2 separate regions of the Mus musculus genome follow, and region 2 is linked to region 1. A link is a contact called in ENCODE Hi-C or POLR2A ChIA-PET data. All regions are on one chromosome and are shown on one strand. The core of a region is the stretch at or near the end of the contact, and the rest is flanking DNA. Distances in the headings are between cores, read along the strand shown.

Evidence for each region. A loop is a pair of places that touch in the nucleus more often than their neighbours do. ChIA-PET counts read pairs that join two places held with the same protein, here RNA polymerase II (POLR2A).
Region 2: a map of v-Abl transformed pro-B cells shows a loop between it and region 1 (2.2-fold over the local background). The contact joins the promoter of Car13 here to the promoter of Lrrcc1 in region 1. A Hi-C loop is called at or near these places in 1 of 37 maps with a recorded cell type or tissue (v-Abl transformed pro-B cells). POLR2A ChIA-PET finds 5 or more read pairs at or near these places in 1 of 5 experiments (embryonic stem cell).

The regions. Positions count from the first base shown.
Region 1 is chr3:14,531,684-14,538,470 of GRCm38, forward strand. Lrrcc1 (leucine rich repeat and coiled-coil domain containing 1) reads left to right here and starts at 2,105. Exons shown (of 19, transcript NM_001163579.1): 1 at 2,105-2,339; 2 at 4,316-4,521; 3 at 4,791-4,856; 4 at 5,527-5,694. The coding sequence starts at 2,251.
Region 2 is chr3:14,640,411-14,646,826 of GRCm38, forward strand. It overlaps Car13 (carbonic anhydrase 13), which reads left to right and starts at 1,317. Exons shown (of 7, transcript NM_024495.5): 1 at 1,317-1,435; 2 at 4,627-4,824. The coding sequence starts at 1,399.

The DNA.
Region 1 (6,787 bases), core at 855-3,354:
TCTTGCCCACTTGCAGCTTGAGGTTGCACACACCCTGCATTCTCTTACACACTCTGCTTTTTTCTCCTGTGTGCTTTTCTTTCCTCAAACTCTTACACTCCTACATAACCTCTGTGCGTTCCCCTTTCACTCACACACACACATTTCCACACACATCTCACATTCTCCCCTCACTCATTCCCCTTTCACTCACACACACACACTCTCCACACACATCTCACACACACATCACATGCACTCTTCTTTCACACACACACACACACACACACACACACACACACACACACACATTTTCACACACATTTCGAATTCTTTCCTCACTCACTCTTCACATGTTCTGCTCATGGCTCTCTTGCCTTTCTCTTGCCCTAGTCTTTTATTGATACTCCAAAAGCAGATAGAAAAAAAGACATTGTATAATCATTGTCAAATCAAATTCATAAGAATAACCACACCCACAAAGAATCAAGAATTACAATTGTTCCCCAAAGTTTCAAGCGTTCCCTATTCCCAGGCCTGTAGCCAAAATAACAATAATTGTAAACTTATCATTATTTAACCTTTAATCTTTGAATTATTATACTTCAGAGCTCAGAGCTATGAGGCCAGCTACTTGCATTTTCTTGTGACGCTCTAATGATAAATGACATGGGCAAAGCTGCCAGGCAGTGGCCAGAAAGAATCAAGTTAACCCTTAACTCAATAGTTCTGCTAGCTTTCTGCTTTTGCACATTGCACACAATGGCTTTCCTAAGAGTCCCAGTGTTTTGACTTAGGTTTACGAATATATAATTTTATGTATCTTTACTTTCTTATTCAGAAACCACTCTTAAATGTTGTGCAAAATTTATTTCATAATTTCAAAAAAACTATTCCTTTCTTGGGATACCAATGTTGGCTCTAATTCATTTTCTAATAATTTCTTCAAACTTTCTTTGCAAGTCAAGCATTAATCTGGAACTATCATTGTTCAGTTATTATATTGTTTTCAAGATGAGAACACACAGCAGGCACCATTAGGACTGTGCTGTGCTGTGTCCCTATGCCTCAATTTTTAACTGTTTAAGAATCAAGGAACGTCTAGTTTCACAGAATTCACCAGAGCAGAAGGGAGAAAGAAATAAGAAAGTCAGATATAATAGAATAATTATGCCCACCAAGACCAACTGAAAGACAGGCACCCACAAATGAATTCTATACAGCTGTTATTCAGGGATAAGATTAGAAGTGGGAACGACTGTTTTCTACAAAGAGCTGCAGTGGGCTACTGAGATGTCTCCATCCTGGCCTACTGCGGGCAGTCGCTGTCATGGTATGCTGTCCCCAACAAGTTATTTATGTGGTAGCCAGGAAAACTGTATTTTGGTGGCTGTCTCCTTATCTTTGCAATGCCTTTGTGTGGCGGCTACACATCCTTGAGGCTGTAGATAGGTTGTCCCCACTGTATAAAAAACTAAAACATCAGGATATTTTCCCACACGTGTGCACTAACAAAGGTGTACAAACTCTTTGGCATCGTTAGAATATCTTTTTCAACATAGTCTGAACATCCCCTACCATTTTGTGAGATTTTCTGAAGAACTGTGGAAATAAGGTCCCTGAAAGGAGATCAGTCTATCAGTTGGGAGGGAAAGGGGGTCAACTTATGTCATGACTGTCATCACCTACCAAAGAAAAATTTTATACCACAATGGAAAAACCATTGTCTCACCAACTCTACCTTGAAACAGCCCAGTGAAGTATCTTTGGAGTGTTTGCTTTTGCAGAGGCATTGAAGAGTGTCTCTTGAGCGAATTCTTTAAAAAGCTGAACATTTTTTTCTCATCACAGGGAGACCAGCATACATAAATAAAGGCATTGCACAAATACTTAAGGATTTAACAGGAGTTCAGTGACCAAAAACGGGGAACATTACTATGTCTGCAAGATCACGTCACGAAGTATAAAAGCAAACTATTGAGAAAAACGCCTCCATATGGCAGTGGGCTATAAATAATGTTCAGTAGCCCACTCATTCCAAACCAACAAATGGAAAGGCTTTACTTTAAAGGCAGATGCCGTAAAAGTCAAGCCCTCTTTGAGCGGCGCCGTTGTCCTGCTTTGCGGCCGCGCAGGGCGGGGAAAGTGCGGCAGGCGGTTAGAGTCCTCGCCCCGCCCCTTGCTCACTCCCCGCTCCCGCTTTTGGAGGCGTGAGCAAGCTGGGACCCAGCGCTGGGCGCCGGTTAACACCCACTCCCCGTCGCGGGTACCATGGAGGCGGCGGTGTGTAGCGAAATCGAACGGGAGGATGGCGACAGCAGCTGCGGGGATGTGTGTTTCATGGACAAAGGCCTGCACAGGTAGCTGCCGCCACCCGGTTGGACCTCGGGTTGGCTGGCTTCGGAGAGCCGGGCTTGTGCAGGAAGCGGGTTCCTCCCCATCCTCCCAGCACAGTCTGGGGCTCCTCTCTGTCCCCCAGCATAGCCCGGGGTTTCTCTGTGTTCCCCCTGCACGGCCCGGGGCTTCTCTTACTCCTCCCAGCATTGCCCTGGCTTCCTCCCTGCCAAGCCCTGAATCCCTCCTGGCTCACTCAGCTGAGCTCAGGGTTCTTCCGCATCCTCTCCACAGATCCCGGGGTTCCTTTCTCTCCACCACCCAGCGCAACCTGCGGTTCTTTCTTACGGACCTGCTGAGCCCAAGCTTCCTCTTTCCCCTCTCCTCGCCCCCACTTTCGCACCCCCTAGCTGTTGCTCTTCCTGGTCTCCTTCCAGGAGCCTGAGAAGTGGGGCAAGCAGCAAGGCAAGCCTTCTCTACTCCCTGCTTACATCTCTTGCCTCAGTTCTCACCCGTTTTTAAGTTCTTTTGCATAAGACACAATCAGAGACATATCCATACAGTTGTTGAAAGTACCAAATATAACTCTTACTGACCCTGTTTTATGTTACTGAGACTGCTCAGTGGTTTTTCAGGCCCCTGGATTTTCCATACTCTGTGAGCCTTACCAGTTCAACCTAGACCCTCTCTTGTTTTTCACTGGCCAGTTAGCTATTTCTGAGATCCAGGCATTTCTGTTACAATATTCTCTGTCTTTGTTGAGGTGCCTGCTCTACTCCATCAGAACCGTGGTATTTATAATATAATGAAAACAATTTAGTCTCAGGCCTGATCTAAGGGTTGCCAACGAAGAGGTTTTTTCAAAAGAATGCTTACATTTATATTTAATAATGGTTATCGCTTTGAGGATGATGTCTATGTGAATGTTATATGTGTTATTACTAATCACCACAGCAATTATGCAGGGTCGTTTTTGTTTTGTTTTGTTTTGTTTTTCTTCTTCTAGTAAGCAATGACTCTGGGAATTTATATTTTAGATACATTATATAACTTGACAGTGTAACTAGTGAGCAAGTAAATTCAACAGTATTGATTTCTGATAGGTCAGAAAACAGATTGCTATTAAGAGCATATAATAGCACAAAATTTGTCCCTAAATAATTCTGTAATTGCCAGATAATCAGCAAATACTTCAGACACCTTTAGAAATTGGTGTTTTGAGGTTTGCAACTGTTTCCTTGCTGCCAATAAGTAGGTTTCCTGCAACTTTATACTAGCTAGCATAAAAATCTACCACAGATGCCCTTGACATTGTGTGTGCTATTCTGAACTACTTTTAGCATCTCTGAGCAGTGCACTGTAGTTCCATGGAAATACCATTCTACTCGGCATGCTCAATTTATAAGTGGTAGTAGTGGGAGTAAAGAGATGATTTCAGTTTAGAGAAAATGCATTCCAGCTTGCAGTTAGAAAGGACCTCAGCTTTTCCACCAGCAAGAAACATAATTAAGGTTTTTGGTGTTTTGTTTTGTGTTTTGTGTTTTTTGGAAACTACATTCTGGACTAACTAGCTATCATTGAGAGTAAAGAAAGTTATAAACTCATGCATAGGATCTGGATTCATGCCAGGTCACTCTTGGTCTCTTTAATTGTCATAACCATACACCAACTGCTTAAGAGTTTGAAAATTAAGACAATAGCTTTAAAGCTTGAACTTGCTCATTTTCAGCTACCAGAAGAGGGTGGGTTTTCTCTAAGAATATTCCCTTGATAAGCCTAGAAGGCTGCACATCCGAGGATGTTTGGGCAGCACACGTTGGTCTTGATTATGAAAACAATCCAACCAAAAAGGTCACAAGTTGGGTAGGAAAGAAAGGGGGCCTAGGATAGATTGTTTTTTTTCTAAAGTGAGTAGAGCAAATATTCATTATAGTCATTGTACTTAATTGCAACTGTTTGGTTATGCCTTTTAAATATGTTTTTACAACATTTTCTTTTATAGTATATCAGAGTTATCTTTAGATTCATCCATTCATGCCATCAATTTGCATTGTAATAACATCTCCAAGATCTCATCCATTGACCACATTTGGAACCTACGACATTTAGATCTGTCATCTAATCAAATAAGTCAAATTGAAGGCCTGAACACACTGACAAAGCTATGCACTTTAAATTTGTCCTGCAATTTGATCACAAGAGTGGAAGGTTTGTAAACAATTACATGTGTTATTTTATTAGAAAAAAAAATGAAATATAAAATTATGTATTTTCTTTCAATGAGTTGAATTAAAAGAATCATAAACTTTTGAAAATTGACGGTAAAACTACCTATGTAATTTTTTCCCATAAAACTGTCTGTTTAAATAGTTAAATAACTCCAAAAATGGCCGTTGATTTCACTATCAATGTGAAACAAGGCTGTTTCTTTCTTTAAACCTTATAAAGGCTATGTTACTTTCCCCCCTCCTTTTTAGGACTTGAAGCACTGGTTAATCTGACTAAACTGAACTTGTCTTATAATCACATAAATGATCTTAGTGGTAAGTCGACTTGTTTATATTTCTATAATGCTGAAAGTTTGCAGGCTATGAGGACTTAGCCCATTGTTGGAAAACTGCAAAGAATAATGATGTTTTGACCAAGTGTTTTATCTAAGTGATGTACTTCTATTAAAACTTTTGTTGCTGCCAAAATATTACCTGAGTAAAACACAGAAATGAAGACGAGTATGATCAGTAGCAAAAAAAAAAAAAAAAAGCTACAGTGAGGAAAACCTACTTTAGGGGGGTCCTGCTTAATCTTCAAAGATTACGCACTCTGCTCACATAGAAAGGGGCAGCTCCAGTAGAATGGCAGATGTGATGGAAACTTTGGTGCCCTCTCACATGTGGCTACCAGTAGCCAGATGTGACTGTTGACTTGAGATTTGACAGTGGTACTGGATATTTAATTAAATATTAATTTCAATATAAAAGCAACTAGTGACTACTACATTACACAATATTGAGATGAATGATCCCAGGGACTTGGATCTTAAAAGTAAAATTGGTTTTTCATATGTTCTACATGTCTAAGAAGATTTTGAAATTATTATGTTTTTTTATTAAGTGATTTACAATTTTTAGAATTACTTGTTAGAAGTAACAGAATTTCACTAATTATCCTCATATGCTGTTTCTTTGCCTTAAAACATTTCTTTTCCTGTTGCAGGGTTGATGCCCCTTCATGGACTAAAGTATAAACTTAGATATATTGACCTCCATAGTAATTATATAGATAGCATCCATCACTTACTTCAGTGTACAGTAGGATTGCACTTCCTAACCAATCTTATTTTAGAGAAAGATGGAGAAGGTAATCCTATCTGCCTTATACCAGGTATGAAATGGTTAACTAAATACATTTCTAATACATAAATGTGAAAGCATTTATTTCCTGAAGTTATGACCCCTTCATTTTCCTCTTAAGAGTTCCATATATATTATATAAATATGTCTCTGTGTGTGTGTGTTTAAGAAAACATGATTAGAAAGAATTTATTGGACAGAAACTGAATTGCTTCTGTTTGTAAAGTATGTAGGATTCCCTCCCACTTAATTCCTTCCTTCCTTCCTTCCTTCCTCCCTCCCTTCCTTGCTTCCTTCCCTTTTTCCCTGAGACAGTATCTCTTACAGCCTAGGCTGGCTTCGATTTAATGTGTAGTACAGGATAAGCATGAACCTCCCTCCTCTCTTGAGTGCTGGAATCATAGCCATGCACCTCTGCCCAGTTAAGTGGTCCTGTGACTTGAACCCAAGGCACCATGGGAATTGAATCCAAGGCACCATGGGAATTGAACCTAGATATTATGCACCGAGGCAAACACTCTACTAAGTGAGCTGCATCCCCAGCAGGGTAAATAGTTTGGTGGTGTTATTTAGATAATTTATATATTTGATGGTGAATATTTCAATTTTTTCTGACTATGGTTTTGTCTTAGTTGTGGCTTTACTGCTGTGAAGAGACACCATGACCATGGCAACATTTCCTTACTTTCCTTTCTCTTAATATATCCGAGGATAAAGGAAATACCTTTAATTGGGACTGGCTTACAGTTCAGAGGTTTAGTCCGTTATACTCAGGCAGAAAGAATGGTGACATGCAGGTAGACATGGTGCTGGAGAAGTAGCTGAGAGTTCTACCTCTGGATCCATAGGCAGCAGGGGGAGAATGTGAGCCACACAGGGTAGAGCTTAAGCATATGAAACCTCAAAACCCAGCTCCTAGTGATGCACTTCTTCCAACAAAACCATATCTACCCAAGAAGACCACACCTCTTAATAATGCTAAGCCCTATGAACCTATGGTCCTTAGTTGTTTTTATTCAAACCATCACAGTTATATTTATTGTAATATTATGTCACCATGAAAAAAGAAAGTAGAGTATTTATATCCACTGATGGTCCTTTACCCCCAGCTACTAAGAGAAACA
Region 2 (6,416 bases), core at 67-2,566, 110 kb after region 1:
ACAACTGGTTGTTATCATGTAGAAGAATGCGAATCGATCCATACTTATCTCCTTGTACTAAGGTCAAATCTAAATGGATCAAGGAACTTCACATAAAACCAGAGACACTGAAACTTATAGAGGAGAAAGTGGGGAAAAGCCTTGAAGATATGGGTACAGGGGAAAAATTCCTGAACAGAACAGCAATGGCTTGCTCTGTAAGATCGAGAATTGACAAATGGGACCTAATGAAACTCCAAAGTTTCTGCAAGGCAAAAGACACCGTCAATAAGACAAAAAGACCACCAACAGATTGGGAAAGGATCTTTACCTATCCTAAATCAGATAGGGGACTAATATCCAACATATATAAAGAACTCAAGAAGGTGGACTTCAGAAAATCAAATAACCCCATTAAAAAATGGGGCTCAGAACTGAACAAAGAATTCTCACCTGAGGAATACCGAATGGCAGAGAAGCACCTGAAAAAATGTTCAACATCCTTAATCATCAGGGAAATGCAAATCAAAACAACCCTGAGATTCCACCTCACACCAGTCAGAATGGCTAAGATCAAAAATTCAGGTGACAGCAGATGCTGGCGTGGATGTGGAGAAAGAGGAACACTCCTCCATTGTTGGTGGGATTGCAGGCTTGTACAACCACTCTGGAAATCAGTCTGGCGGTTCCTCAGAAAACTGGATATAGTACTACCGGAGGATCCAGCAATACCTCTCCTGGGCATATATCTAGAACAGTCTTCGAAGGTGAGTTTCTACTGTTCTGTAGGAGCGCACACACTTCTCTTCTCAACTCCTTCCTTCTTGCACAGTCAGAATGGCAGTAAGAGTTAAGAACCAAGAATCCAGTAAGTTTGGCTTCTTCTATGCAGGGCCAAGTCTGCAAGATGCTGGAGTAAGCAAAAAGGAATCAGAGAAGTGAGTTATGCAGATGGAAAGGCTGGAGCTGTCGGGGAAGGGAGGGCTGGCCCGGGGAGGTGAGCACTTCCTAACTAGTAGTTCTTATTTTAAGTGGTGGTTATTACAGCTATCGGCATTGATGTATGTGCATGTGTAATCACCACTGCCACCTCCATCAAGGTCCCCTGCATTTCCCAGACAAGATCTCCAACTCCAGCAGCAGCTCCTGCCTGGGTGAGTCATTTCCAGAAGGGCTTTTTCTGGGGTGGACTTCTCAGAAGGCAGGAAATCCCCATTGGAAACCTTTCTGGCTGCTGAGCACAGATCCCTTTCCCCACTCGGGCGCCCCCTGCGGGTGACGACCGTGCCCTCGGGTTTCGGGTTCCCGGGTTCGGGGTGCGGGCGGCCCCGCCCTCCACCCAGGCCCGCCCAGCTCCTTGGCGCGGGCGCCCTGCCACAGGTCCACAGTGTCCCTGCCACAGGCTCTCCATCGAGGACCATGGCGAGGCTGAGCTGGGGGTACGGCGAGCACAACGGTGAGCGCGGGCTTCCAGAGGGGGCTGATGGGGGCTTGAGGGAGCTCTGAGCCCCGTGGGGGGGTTGGGGGTCAGGGCCTGGTCCCCGCCGGCTCTCTCCAGAGTGGACGGCGGCATTCATTCAACTTCACTGGAAAAGCTCACTGCTGTCCCGAGAAAGCTTAAGAGGTCAGAAGTCAGATGACACATTTGTAAGGAAACAAGGACAACTGAGCCGCGAGAGCTCCCAGATCACTAAGTCACGGGACGCCTTCCAGGCGCTGTTGAAGCAATCTTGGTAACTTGTAATTTGCATACTGACTTGAAGTTAACTTGGGGCTTGTTCTTCAGTCTTACTTTCCTACCGTACCCATCCTTTCAGAGACCAAGGTTTAGCAAACGATTATAGAAATTATAATATGGTGTTAAATATATTTATTGATAAGCATGGCAACTTTTCTTCATCGCCTAAGTGTATTAGGGATAAGACATTCTTCTTGTTCATCGTTTGAACTGATTGCTTCAATTAATTACTCAAAAGAATTGCAAAGAAAAACTGGGAAAGCACTGATAGTCTTCAAAATGGAGTTTGTGGATAATAATATCAAAAACTTAAATTAGCATATACGTTATTGGATAATATTCTATAGTACATTTAATGAAAGTTTACGGAAAGTTTTCCCTTCTTTTATTTTATTTTCCCCCTTTTTGTGTTTTGAGACGAATCTTACTCTGTAGCTTAGTCTGGGCAGAACTTGTGGTCATCCTCTTTTCTTGGATGGAAAAAAAAAACTCGTTTCTTATTGCAGCTTATTTGAGGTCGTGATGACATTAATGTTATTTTTAAAATGACATCAGATGAAGTTTAGATTTTTATGAATGACATTTATAATTTAGATGAATTTCTTAAGCCAAAATAGCAATCTTATGTTTCATTACCTTCTAATTTGTGTGTTTGAAAGACAATCTTTACACATTTCAGTTTTGTCTCTGAAATCATTTTGTTTGTTGTTATTTGGCAGTTATTAGGTGCCAGTAGTGGTACCCTCTCTGTGGTTAGGGAGAAGGTTGTGTTAGCCAGTAGGTACTGATTGTACCCGAATAGGTACCCGAATAAGTATTGGTTTCAATAAAATTCTCCAGAAAATTTAAAATTTCAACTTAGAAAGGGCATTATAATGAGGAGTTGTTTTACATCTTGTTCATTTTTTAAATCTTAAAAAAGATTTATTCTTTTTTTAAAAAAATATGTTTATGAATTTTTGACTTGTATGTTGTGGAAGTTAGAAGAGGGCATTAGATCAACAAGGACTGCTGCTGGTTTTAGCCTCCATGTGGGCCGGGAAATCGAACCCAGGTGCTCGGCAAGAGTATCAAGTGTTCTAACTGCTGGACCTTCTCCCCAGTCCCCAGTTTACATTCTAGCTAGGAGTTGCAGAACCATTCTTCTCGCAGAAACAGTGGTTTTCAGAGGACCACACCTTGAAGTTAGATTATGAGATTATGTTGGAAGAATTCGGTTGGGATGTACTGGGAACTGACCAAGCATTTTTTTCTTTTTCTTTTTCTTGTTCAGTCATTGAAAATACAGTGACTGAACAGCTGGAAAGAACTTAAGCTGAGCCTGGCAGTGATAAAATGGAATGGGAATTGGAGCTCTGGACAGGACAGGGTGCCTGTTCCTAAGCAGTTTGTTTCTTCTTCCGCTAACCTCTGATCATTTTATAGGTTTAGGCCGTGTGACATCACCAAACATCATATAACACTATGGATATTCAAAAATTCCTCAAGCCACTGAGGCATGTACCTTTCACTTAAGAACCATGGTTAAGTGAATTTAAAGTCCAGTGTGGTAGGAAACATACAAAGGTGGGTCTATTTAAGAGGCCCGATATTGCAAGTGAATAGATAAAACTGGCTATCCATCCCAGTGGCTTTATTTTGGGTAGATTTGACTTCTCTAAGAACAGGCCTGGTTGAGAAGGGTTAGGGATTGATGACGGAAGGGCTTAGGAAGAGAAAGCAGCCCCTTATCTGTTGCAAAAATGTTTGCATGTTGTGACTCCTGCATTGCATGTTTGAAATCTGGTGCTCATTACGTAGAATAACTCGTATGTGGTGGTCATGACAGAAAGATTTTCTATATTAAATAAGAAGACAAAATTGTAAGCAGAAAGATACACACAGCAAGACGAGAAATAATCTCATAATCCTACAGTGTCTTCTGAGGATTTTAAATGCAAAATCGCCATGACCCATAGTATCTGATTCACAGGATACCTTTGAAGCAGGGTATATTGTCATTTGTTCATGGTGTGGCTTTTTTCCAGAAACCAATGTGAGCAACAATGTTATATTTTTTGACAGGGCATAGCCATTTTGTTTGAATTATTCTCTGTGTAAGATTTGTGTGTGTGTGTGTGTTGGGTAGATGAGTTGCATATAACAGGTACCTCAGGTTAGCTGAGCTGAGCAGAGGGGCATTAGAGGCTATCCGTCAGTGCTATAACTACTAGCAGAAATAGCAGGCAGTGTCTGCTCTTCCTCTGCTTAAACTTCTTGGCCTCTGGAGCAGCCAAGGAACATTCTTGGTTTTGAGATGGAATTTCTTTGTTTGCAACAATGAATTGTACTTCTGTTCTTGTTTGGTAGGTAGGTAACTTTGAGAAGCACTGTATGAAATGTAATTATTCTTTCACCTATAATGTACATCTTTAATTCTGATAACAATTTAAAGCAAACACAGTGCTTTCCATAACCACAAAACACTAGTCATGGTTAAAATAGGAGCAGAGTCCTGAGGATCATACTTTTACTAATTTTTAATTTTTCCCCATGATGTGGATGATGTGGCTGTGGGTATGGATGTTTTATTGTGTGCAGAAGCCAGATGGACCTTGGTTGTCTTCCCCTCTGTTCTCTATCACCTTCTTAATTGTTTCTCTCTGAGCCTGGAGTTCAGAGAGTCAGACTTAGTGTAACTAGCCAGCTAATGTGGAACTCCTTAAGTCTCCTCCTAAATGCTGGACTTCAAGTGAGCTGCCACACCCACCTGGCATTCCTATGGATAATGAGGATCCAAACTCTCACCTTCACATTTGTGCTGCACTTCCTTTATCCATGAAGTGGAGTCCCCAGCCTGCTGCTACCAGTTTTAATTTGCTGAATGAAGAACTTACTTAGTCCTCTCCTTTTGGTCTTCTCAATTTCAGGTCCCATTCACTGGAATGAATTGTTCCCTATTGCTGATGGTGATCAGCAGTCTCCAATTGAGATTAAAACCAAAGAAGTGAAATACGACTCCTCACTCCGACCTCTCAGTATCAAGTATGATCCTGCCTCAGCTAAAATCATCAGCAATAGTGGCCATTCCTTCAACGTTGACTTTGACGACACGGAGGACAAATCAGGTTGGCTCTGTTTGTTTATTAGTTGTTGTAAGACGTTGGATGGTTAGATTTACTCTCCTGTTTTTCACTCTGTAAATTTCAAAATTGAAGCATATTTATCATGTGAATTCAAGTGTTATATATTTGAAACTTAAGATAATATTACCATGAAATAATAGAGAAAATTTGTAGAAAAAAGTATGCTGGGTGATATTTTAAAATTGGTTTTAGGTTATTATTACTTAATGATGTAAATATTGAAGTTTAATAGTTTTTTATAAATAATTTTAGTCTTTTCATGAAAACTTTAAAATTTCTTTAGATTTGTTTATTTTTATCTGTATGAATGTGTACTGTGTGGCTGTCTAAGGTTATGGTGGCTGTAAGCCCAGTGTGGGTACTGGGAATCAAACCTAGGTCCTCTGTACAAAAACACAAAATACTCTTAATATTAACTGCTAAGCCATTTCTCTAGTCCTGTTTTTGGAAATTGTTTAGTTATAACTAAATTGCTAATTATTGTAAATGTAAAGTTGATGAGATATTTGCTTTCTAAATCTTTTTTGTGCTTGCAGTCATAATATGTATGTGTAGAAAACAAGACACACAGAAATGTAGGATAAAAATTAAGGCTGTCCCTACAGATTATAATTATGTTAGCAGCAATACATTGTTTTTCAGGATTTAAATTTGATGCCACACGTGTATACACATGCACACCATATTATTTTACATTTTTCTCTTATGTTGTATTTAGGCTGGTACTATATTACTCTAAAAATGTTTCCTATGCAAAATATTTCATGCATAGTTTTCATTAAAATGCATACCTCTTGTTAATAAATGAAATATATCAGCCACTCTTTTATCATAATGTATATATTATCATCATAATAATGGACATTTAAGAAGGAAGAAAAGTAGATATTTAATTGAAAAAAGAAGTATTTAAAACATCTATCCTTATTTATATTTTTCATTAGTTGTAATAAAAAATAAATTTCACTTGTTCATGGGTCATGTCTTTCACAATGGAAAGGTGGACTCACAAATTAAAATGTTAATTCACTTTCTCAGTCTATTACCTAAAGGGAAAATAAAATACCATTTACTTAAAATGAATATTTGAATACTGGAATACTCTTTGAGCCTATCTGCTGCCAATTTTAAAAATGTAGCTGAATGAAATTATGTGCAAACTTTTCTTGTCCATTGTGTGTTTGCAAGCATCTAGCCAGTGAATTTATGGGGCCTAGTGTAGGTTCTAGGGGTTGGACTCAGGTTATTAGGGCTGCCTGGCAATACTCTCCCCCCCGCCCCCAGTCATGCCATTGGCTCCCCATTAAGAATTTATATGATTTAATCATTTTCTTCATGAACTTATACTTGATGTCATAAGATCCTGCTTTTATAAAAGCATTGTTGTTAGTAAAAATTGTAAGTGTATACAGATCTCTTCTTCACATTTGTTAGATAACCACACTGAAATATTTCTCTAGGCCTGTGCAAAATAAATAAAGAAAAATCAATGACGTTTCTTTTTCTGTGAAGCAGAGAGAAAACCTGCCTTATTAGATGTATTTAACTTAATTTCCTTCAGGCTTTCAAATTTG